2 separate regions of the Homo sapiens genome follow, and region 2 is linked to region 1. A link is a contact called in ENCODE Hi-C or POLR2A ChIA-PET data. All regions are on one chromosome and are shown on one strand. Each heading gives the region's core, a stretch centred on a gene start or an enhancer-like site at or near the end of the contact. The rest is flanking DNA. Distances are from core to core; before and after follow the strand shown. Region 1 overlaps CABIN1 (calcineurin binding protein 1). Region 2 overlaps CABIN1 (calcineurin binding protein 1).

What was found. A loop is a pair of places that touch in the nucleus more often than their neighbours do. ChIA-PET counts read pairs that join two places held with the same protein, here RNA polymerase II (POLR2A). Pooled maps may share reads with other maps.
Region 2: a loop to region 1 is called in a pooled map, with 6 times the contacts of the local background. The contact joins two enhancer-like sites. A Hi-C loop is called at or near these places in 2 of 168 maps with a recorded cell type or tissue (Right ventricle myocardium inferior and heart right ventricle) and 2 of 50 pooled maps. POLR2A ChIA-PET finds 5 or more read pairs at or near these places in 3 of 52 experiments (H1, K562 and activated T-cell).

What each region holds. Positions count from the first base shown.
Region 1 is chr22:24,066,979-24,070,683 of GRCh38, forward strand. It overlaps CABIN1 (calcineurin binding protein 1), which reads left to right. Exons shown (of 37, transcript NM_012295.4): 16 at 9-203. Among named protein-coding and RNA genes, the nearest start is that of CABIN1, 58 kb to the left of the region's middle. Within about 2 kb of position 1,938, at least 6 of the 41 ENCODE cell types and tissues checked have a DNase peak (open chromatin) inside an H3K27ac peak, as active enhancers do.
Region 2 is chr22:24,105,717-24,109,747 of GRCh38, forward strand. The region is part of intron 26 of CABIN1 (calcineurin binding protein 1); the gene reads left to right. Among named protein-coding and RNA genes, the nearest start is that of SUSD2, 74 kb to the right of the region's middle. Within about 2 kb of position 2,120, at least 13 of the 41 ENCODE cell types and tissues checked have a DNase peak (open chromatin) inside an H3K27ac peak, as active enhancers do.

The DNA.
Region 1 (3,705 bases), core at 688-3,187:
TTTTTCAGATTGATAAGAACCTGAAGTCGCTGGAGCGGTGCCAGTCCCTGGAGGAGATTCAGCGGCTGTATGAAGCAGGCGACTACAAGGCTGTTGTGCATCTGCTCCGCCCCACTTTGTGCACCAGTGGGTTTGACCGGGCCAAACACCTGGAGTTTATGACTTCCATTCCTGAGAGGCCAGCCCAGCTGCTTCTTCTGCAGGTGTGTGCTGCCAGTGTCCCTCACACCCACTTGCACCTTCTCTCCTTGCTTGTTTGTGTTTATTCTCTGGAGGTTCTGCGGTAGTTCTTAAGAATGTATAGCTAGAAGAGAGTGGATGTCAAAACCACTAAGCCCCCAGGAAGATGTTAGTCAGAAGATATGGTCAAGACTAATGGAAAGTTAGAACCAAGGAGTGCAGGTTCTAGGGTTCTGCGTGGCTCAGGGTGAACCCCACACTTGACTCAGAACTTCTGTGTGGCAGAGGAGGAAGGAAGAATGGTCAGGTCATCATCTGTCCATCCACTTGTTTATTCATCCATCTTGTTTTGTATTGCTTTTTAAGGTAAATATAAAAGTGGCTAAAATATCTGTACAGTGGAAAGAATCAAGATAAAATAAAGACCAATGTGTTGAAGAAAAATAACACTAGCCTTATGTTTGAAACCTCGTGTGCCCTCCTGAATCCTTCTGTGCTTCTGTTCCTCAGGAGGTAAACTCTTACCAAGAGCCTGCCAGGGAACTGGCAGCTGCTGGGTGCTGGGCAGTTATTCAACCTCTCTGAGCTCAGTTCCTCATTTCTAGGATAGGGATGACCAATGTCCTTAGCTCAGAGTCCTGTTGTAGGGATTACACAAGGTAATGTGTGTTGGCACCATGCCTGGCACTAGCAGGTGCTGTGGAGGTACTGCTGTCATCGTTGCCACCATCCTCAGGAGGGTTGAGTTGGCACCGAGATAAACATGGAAGATAATACGCAAAATATGCTTAGTGGCATTGAGTCCTGGTCCCTTATGCTTCATCCTACTAATCACATTGTGTTTTGTATCTATGGGGTACTTCCCTTTCAATTTGGAAAGAGAGTCCAGTCTTCTCCCAGGCTTTTTGCACAGATTGCACGAAGCATTTTAATCATTAACATTGTTGAACTGGGAAATAGTTAAGAGGTGCGACTATGGGAACAAATGGAAGCACCTCAGTCATGGGGAAAGGGTAAGAAAGAGTTGGTTTGGGGAAGCAGGAGGGAGAAGGGGGTGGAGGGAAGGAGGCTCCAGCTCCTGGCAGAGGAGGTCAGTCAGGCCCAAGCCAAGATCAGCGGATGAGATGTGTGTGACCTGTTACCTGGCAGGCTGCAAGGTGGCCCAGCATGGCTATGTGTGGGAGGGACAGCCAGCATACCAGGAAGGGTGCTGGGTGGGAGAAAGGGGAGAGAGGCCAGTGGTCTCTGCCTCCATAGGATGGCCTCAATGCTCAGATGTGGTCTTGCTCTTATTGTCTTCTAGAACAGCTGGATGTGGCAGGATACCCCATTGATGGGGGAGGAACTGCTGCTTGGGCAGGCGCTGAGCTGTGATAAGGGCTGTGCTTGAGGTCGGAGCCGAATGCTGTGGAAGCTCCTGCTTTTTGTGAATTAAGGTTTCCTGATTATTGCTCAGTTTTGTATTGAGAGTGTTTTCTTATTGATTTGGAGTGCTTTTTTTTGTATATTAAAGATAGTAATCTTTTTCTCAACAAATCTTGCAAATATTTTTTTCCCAATTGTTTGCTTTTAAATTGCAGAGAGGTTCTGAATTTTTATGCTGTCACATCTTTTGATGTTTTCATACATGTGTGATTTTGTTCATGGTTCACTGTGTTTTTTGTTCCTATGCTTAGACAGTCTTTCCAAGAGTGGAGAAATATTCATCCATTTGTTCTACACACATAGCTTGAGCTTTTATGGGGTGCCTGGCACTGGGCCAAGAGGAAGGCTGCTCTGAGGGACCCCATGTTCTCGAGGGGGGGCAGACAAGAGACCCATCAACAGAGAGATAAAAAGAGTATTTGCTTTTGTTTTATTCCCGCAGTGTTAATGTTTTATGTTTTGCATTTAACTTGTTTCATTTAGCTTTTCTCAAGTGGGGCATTGAACTTGCAGTCTTTTCCTGTGGGTGTATAGTGGCGCTTTCTTCCAGTGGGCAAGCTGCCTATTATGTTCTTCAGTCTAATTGGATAGTTTGTGTCTTGTTGAGTTGATTCTTAGTCCTTAATATTTTTGGTTGCTATATTGAGCAGAATCTTTTTGTTGTTCACTATCTTTTCCATGTATTCCTACGTTGCTGGCTTATAGAAACCCTATTGATTTTTTTGTGTTTGAGTCTGGGTGCTTCACTGAGTTCCCATTATTTCTTGTTTTCTGTCTGGCTTGTTTTATTGTGTTTGGGTAGATGATTGTGTTGCCCCCAGTCGATGGTAATTTGGTCTCCTCATTCATTGGTGTTTATTCTACTTTTTTGCTCTGTCTGGCCTTGAGCCCTGGAGATTATGTCATATTTTAGAGCACCGTTAGCAGGTCCTTGTCTTGTCCCTGACTTTCACAATGACTCTGGTTGCATTTAGTAGTCTTTATCATGCTGGAAAATAATCCTCTGGCTCTCACATGTTGGGTGTTTTGACCAGGAGGCATCAGCTCAGGCTTTGGACTCCCACATCAGCACCCTGTAGGCACCCTCGCACCCCAGTGGCCTCCTGGTAAAGGCTGCTGGCTTTCTCTAATGAAACACGGGCCCCATTTTCCTGGCAATTAGGATTTATAAATTGGGGGGGGTTTTGATCTGTGTTCAGATACCACACCACATTCCAAAGGCAGTTCCAGGTATTTCTGACCCCACACCTGTTGGTCTCACCTCAGAGAGTGGCAGCTGCACATGTCAAGGTTGGGAGGAGCCGCTGCCAGGCCTGGGCTGTGGCGAGGTTAGAGCCCAATGGGTCACCGGGCAGCAGGTGCTTCCTGTAGGTGTAACAAGCGTCCCACCAGATCTGTGAATTCACAGACAGGCTGTGTTTCCCCATGCACCAGCACAGTGATGAGAGATCCCAGGCATTTAAATGGGTTGTATTCTAGGCCAAAAAAAAAAAAAAAGGAGCTTTGCGAAAAGCAGTGGTTTCCAAAGAGAAGCTTTTAAAATAGAAGTAACAGTTCAGTGTGGTGTTCTGAGAGTTCTTCCATGTGCCAGGCACTGTGCTGAGTGTAATATGCACATCAGCTCATTTAATGCCCACAGTGCCGCTGAGGGGATGATGTGGTGGCTGAGGCTCAAATGGCTTACACATTGGCCCCATCAGGGCACCTGGGGAGGAGGAGGCTGATAGAGTGATGACTTTAGTGTTGCCTGGCCAGTTGCCCCTGTTGTGGCCTTGGCTCAGGCCCTCCTCCGCTGAGGTAGTCCCTCCCTGGCAGTCTGCCCCTTTGCTGCTGAACCCCCTCCAGAGCCCTGGCACTGGATGGGCACAGTGGCTCTGGGGAGAGCTGACAGGTGTTGGGGTGCCTGTCTCACCTTGGCTGGCTCTGCAGCCTCATTCCCAGCATCCCCACTTTATAAATGGGGAAGTTGAGGTACAGAGGTGAAGCCTTTCTGAAAGCTCCCTGGCTGGTGACATTCTCTGCTGCCATTGCACACAGGCCACTGGACTGCCCTTCTAGGCACCTCCGGGCTGCATGGGGCCTATGTTGTGCTGGGGCTCG
Region 2 (4,031 bases), core at 870-3,369, 39 kb after region 1:
CTCTTGCTCTGCCTCAGAACCAGGGGGCCCAGAACCCCCTCCTCACCCAAAAGCCCCTCCACAGAAAAACAGCTTGACTCTGACTTCTTCCATCTGGCCTTGCTCTATTAGGCGAGGCAGGAGAACAAAATGCCTCTGCCACCAGGCTTGGCAGCTTTTGTCTATAGAGCACAGGCAGACCCAGCCGGTCCTCTGAGGGCTCAGCACAGGCCATTAGCACACAAAGTTGCATGTCAGCCCATTTGAACCTAGGGCCACAGGATCCCAAAGATCCTGTGGAGGAGGTAGGACTGGAGCCAGGCCTGTAGGCTGTTCCTGAGGCCAGAATTCCCTCTCCACACATACTCAAAGACTCCCCAGTTCACTTGGGCAGCATGAGAGTGGTGCATTATGGTGCTAGGCTGCGTTCAGCTGTCTGGGAAGCGGGTGGAGTATGGCTCAGGGAGTGGTCCTTGCCCAAAGGTACATGGCTGATGGATGGGGGTCCTACCCCAGAGAAGAAGCCTTTGACCTGTGACCTCTTCTCCCAGAAGCCTTCCCTGTGCACACTGGCCCTTCCTTGGCTGCAGGTCTGGTAACCTGAGAGATGACCTTGCAGAGGGGCCTGCTGGGAGTAGAGAGATGACAGTAGTCAGCGGCATCCTTCCTTTTCCTCCTGCCCCTCTTCAGGGGCCTCCCAGAGCAGGGGCTTCCTGCTTCAGGAATGGGGGTGGCTCTGGGTTACACACCACAGTCCAAACAACCCTCCCTGCTGCCTGCCCTGCCAGCTTATCCAACTGCAGGGGTCCTGTTCTCCAAGAGCTTTTTCCCAGCACTGTGGCACATTGTCCTCCCTACCTTGACTCACCCAGCCCCTGGGCTGTCCCATCCACAGCAGCCCAGCTGGTGGCAGGATGAGGGTCCTTTTCACATGCTCTGCGATGTTCCTGGCAAACTTACCCCACTGTTCATGTCTGTCTGTCTGTCTTTCTGTCTGTCTGTGGCCTCTCTGAGGTCTTCAGTCAGCTGTACCAGAGAAAGTTTGCTTCCCCAGAAGAGGAGGAATGGAGGCTGGGGCACTGTCTGCCCAGGTAGATAGAGCCATTCTTTAAGAGCTTTTTCATTCATCCCTTTTGCCCTATTGACGTGAAAGAATTGAAACTTGGTGTTCTTTCAGTCTGACTGGCTTGAAACTTGGTATGAAACCTTGGGTTGACTTTTAGTATTTGAAATCAGGGTCATTTTAAATAGGCTGTGCCAACCCTTTCAGACACACAAGATCTGAAAGGAGCAGAAAATGGGCCTTGGGCCTTGAGTCCCTTTTGGTGGCTCTCATTTGAAGAGATAACACATCCCTGGACTCCTTCCTGTGGTGCTGCCCCCTTGGTAGTGGGCGGGAACCTTGGCAAGCACCTCCCCCACCTGCTTGCTTCACAGGCCAGTTGGGCATCTCATCTCTGTGTACATAGCCCCTGCCTCTCCAGCTCTGCCACAGCAGCCCACCCCAGCATCATGACCTGCAGGTGGCACCCAAGACTGTGGTGAGCCCCATTAGCAGAGCCTTCCTCAGGGCCACTTAGGTACCTTGATTACCCCTTAAACAAGGGTTTGTCTAGAATCACCACAATGCCCCCCAGGGCCAGTACCAATCTCTGCTCTCTGGTTTTTTAGATGGTTGGCAGTTCCAGATTCTCACATCTGTGTCTGAGAGGCTCAGGAAGGGCCTGGCAAAGTGTAGTCAGCAGCCTTTTGTCCCTGCCAGGTCCCTTGGCTTGTGCTTGCCCTGTTCCACTGCTGTGGATGTTATTTTAAGAGTCTCAGCAGAGTCCCCACTCAATTGGTGGTCGTTCTTCAGGGAGCAGAAGCCCCTGCACAGCATGCCGTCCTTTCTTGCCCACACAGTTCCTGGTGAGGTCTGGCCACCTTCACTGCCTGCTGGATGGATCCTGGTTCCTTCACATTGCAGCATCAAGAGGGTGTTAGCACTTTGAGAGTAAATATCTACTTGCCTAAACCAATCCTTAGTTTTCATAATGATCACAGCTGGGATTCCACCAAATTGGCAATTCCTTTAGGCCCAGAGCCCAAAAGAGCCTGTGAGCCGGTGAGCTCGTGGGGCAGCTTGCCAGTCGGTGAAATCATCCTAGCAAGGCTTGCTTCCTGGAGCTTGCCGCAGGATGTGCTGCTGAGCTGTGCAGTGACTTCAGCTAGTCTCAGGCTGGCTGAGGAGACCCAGCCCTAGCTTGTCTTTCAGGGAGACTTCAACTGCGGGGCATGGCCTGCTGTCTTTCAGAGACTCTGAGGCCTCACGAGCATTGTCTAAGCCATCGGTGTTCTCACTGTCAGGGCCAGAGTGAATGCTGCAGGGCTGTCACTTGTGTGCAGGGCACTAGCCACGCCTTTGTGGGATCCCATGTATGTGTCAGGGACAGAGGTAGGAAGACAATGGCAATCGTGTTAAAAAACCTGAAGTGGGGGCCTAGAGCAGCAAAATCATTTGGCCAAGATCACCCAACCCCTAAGTGGCAGATCTGGGATGGGAATGTGGGTCTGGGAGCCCAACCCTTAAGCTCCTACAATGACCCTGCGTGGCCTCTAGAGGGTCCCCATTGCTAATCCTCCCTTTACACACAGCCAGCAAATGGGCTGCCCCACCTCTTCTTGATCCCCTCATGCTGGGGACTCAAGTTTGGGACATTTTGTGAGGGCTGCAGGCCTGCTCATAACTGCCATTCAGTGCTCATGGAGCCTTGTATTCTGGCTTTGTAAGTCAGGGAAGAGCCTTTCACAAGCGTGAGAGAGAGGTTCTGGTCAGGTCTGTGCTCCTCCACTCAGGGGTCTTATACACGTCCCAAGTCCTCATTTCTCATTGTTCTGTCAGCCCAGCTGATACTGATGATCCATCAGTTCCTGGGCAGTGGACATGGCAAAGGCAGCTATGAAGGAAGGGCTATGGCAGGGATGCCTACAAGGTCACTGTCCCCAAACCCTGGTATATGATGAGACATGGGTAAAGAGGCCAGAGCAGCAGGGCACCCTTTGGAGCACAGACCTGATCCTCAGTATCCTCTGTGCAGGCCATCCCACTTTGACAGGCCTGTTGTGTCAATGTTGCCCCCCCATCTACATGGTGCTGCTTAGGTATTGGCTCCAATATGGCATCAGCAAAACCCTCTGCTCATTCAGACCTAAAGCTGTAATGGCACATTTGAGACATAAGAGATAAAACATGCTCAGGTTCTCTGAAATAATAGTATTGATAAACTGACATTTTGTGAACCTTTACTGTTTGTTAGGCACTGATTCAAACACTTTATGTGTATTAACCTAGTTAATCATAACAGTTCTGTGAAGTGGGTGCTTATGTTATCACAGTTTTACATGCATGGAAACTGAAGTATAAATAATTATGGCATTTACAGAGGCTCTCAGAGATAGTAGGTGACAGAGCAGAATTTCAGTTCTATCAGCCTGGATCTTCCAGAGTCCAGGCTTTCAACTTTTTTGAAACAACTTTATATTTTGCTTTTTTTTTTTTTTTTAGACAGGGTCTCGCTCTGTTTTTCCAGGCTAGAGTGGAGTGCAGTGGCACTATCACTGCTCAGTGCAGCCTCAACCTCCTGGGCTCAAGTGATCCTCCCACCTCAGCCTCCCAAGTAACTGCCACGCCTGCCTAATTTTTTTTTTTTTTTAATTTTTTGTACAGACGGGCATCTCCGTATGTTGCCCAGGCTGGTCTTGAACTGCTGGGCTCAAGCAATCCTCCCTCCTTGGCCTCCCAAAGTGCTAGGACTACAGGCATGAGCCACCCAGCCAAAACAAGTTTATATGTTGTTTCAAGTTTGCTTACCAGGCAGCTCATGCCTACCCTACCAGTAGGACCCAGCTGATTAGCACTAAAACATGGACCAATACCAGGCTTTTAAGGTAGCTGAGCAAAGGGTTGGTGGACCCTAGGGGACTGTGTCTGCCTTTCTCCTTGTGTTCCCCAAGAGGCCAGTGTGGCATGGACCTCTGTGAGATGATATGTGGTTGCAGTTTTTAGGTGCGAA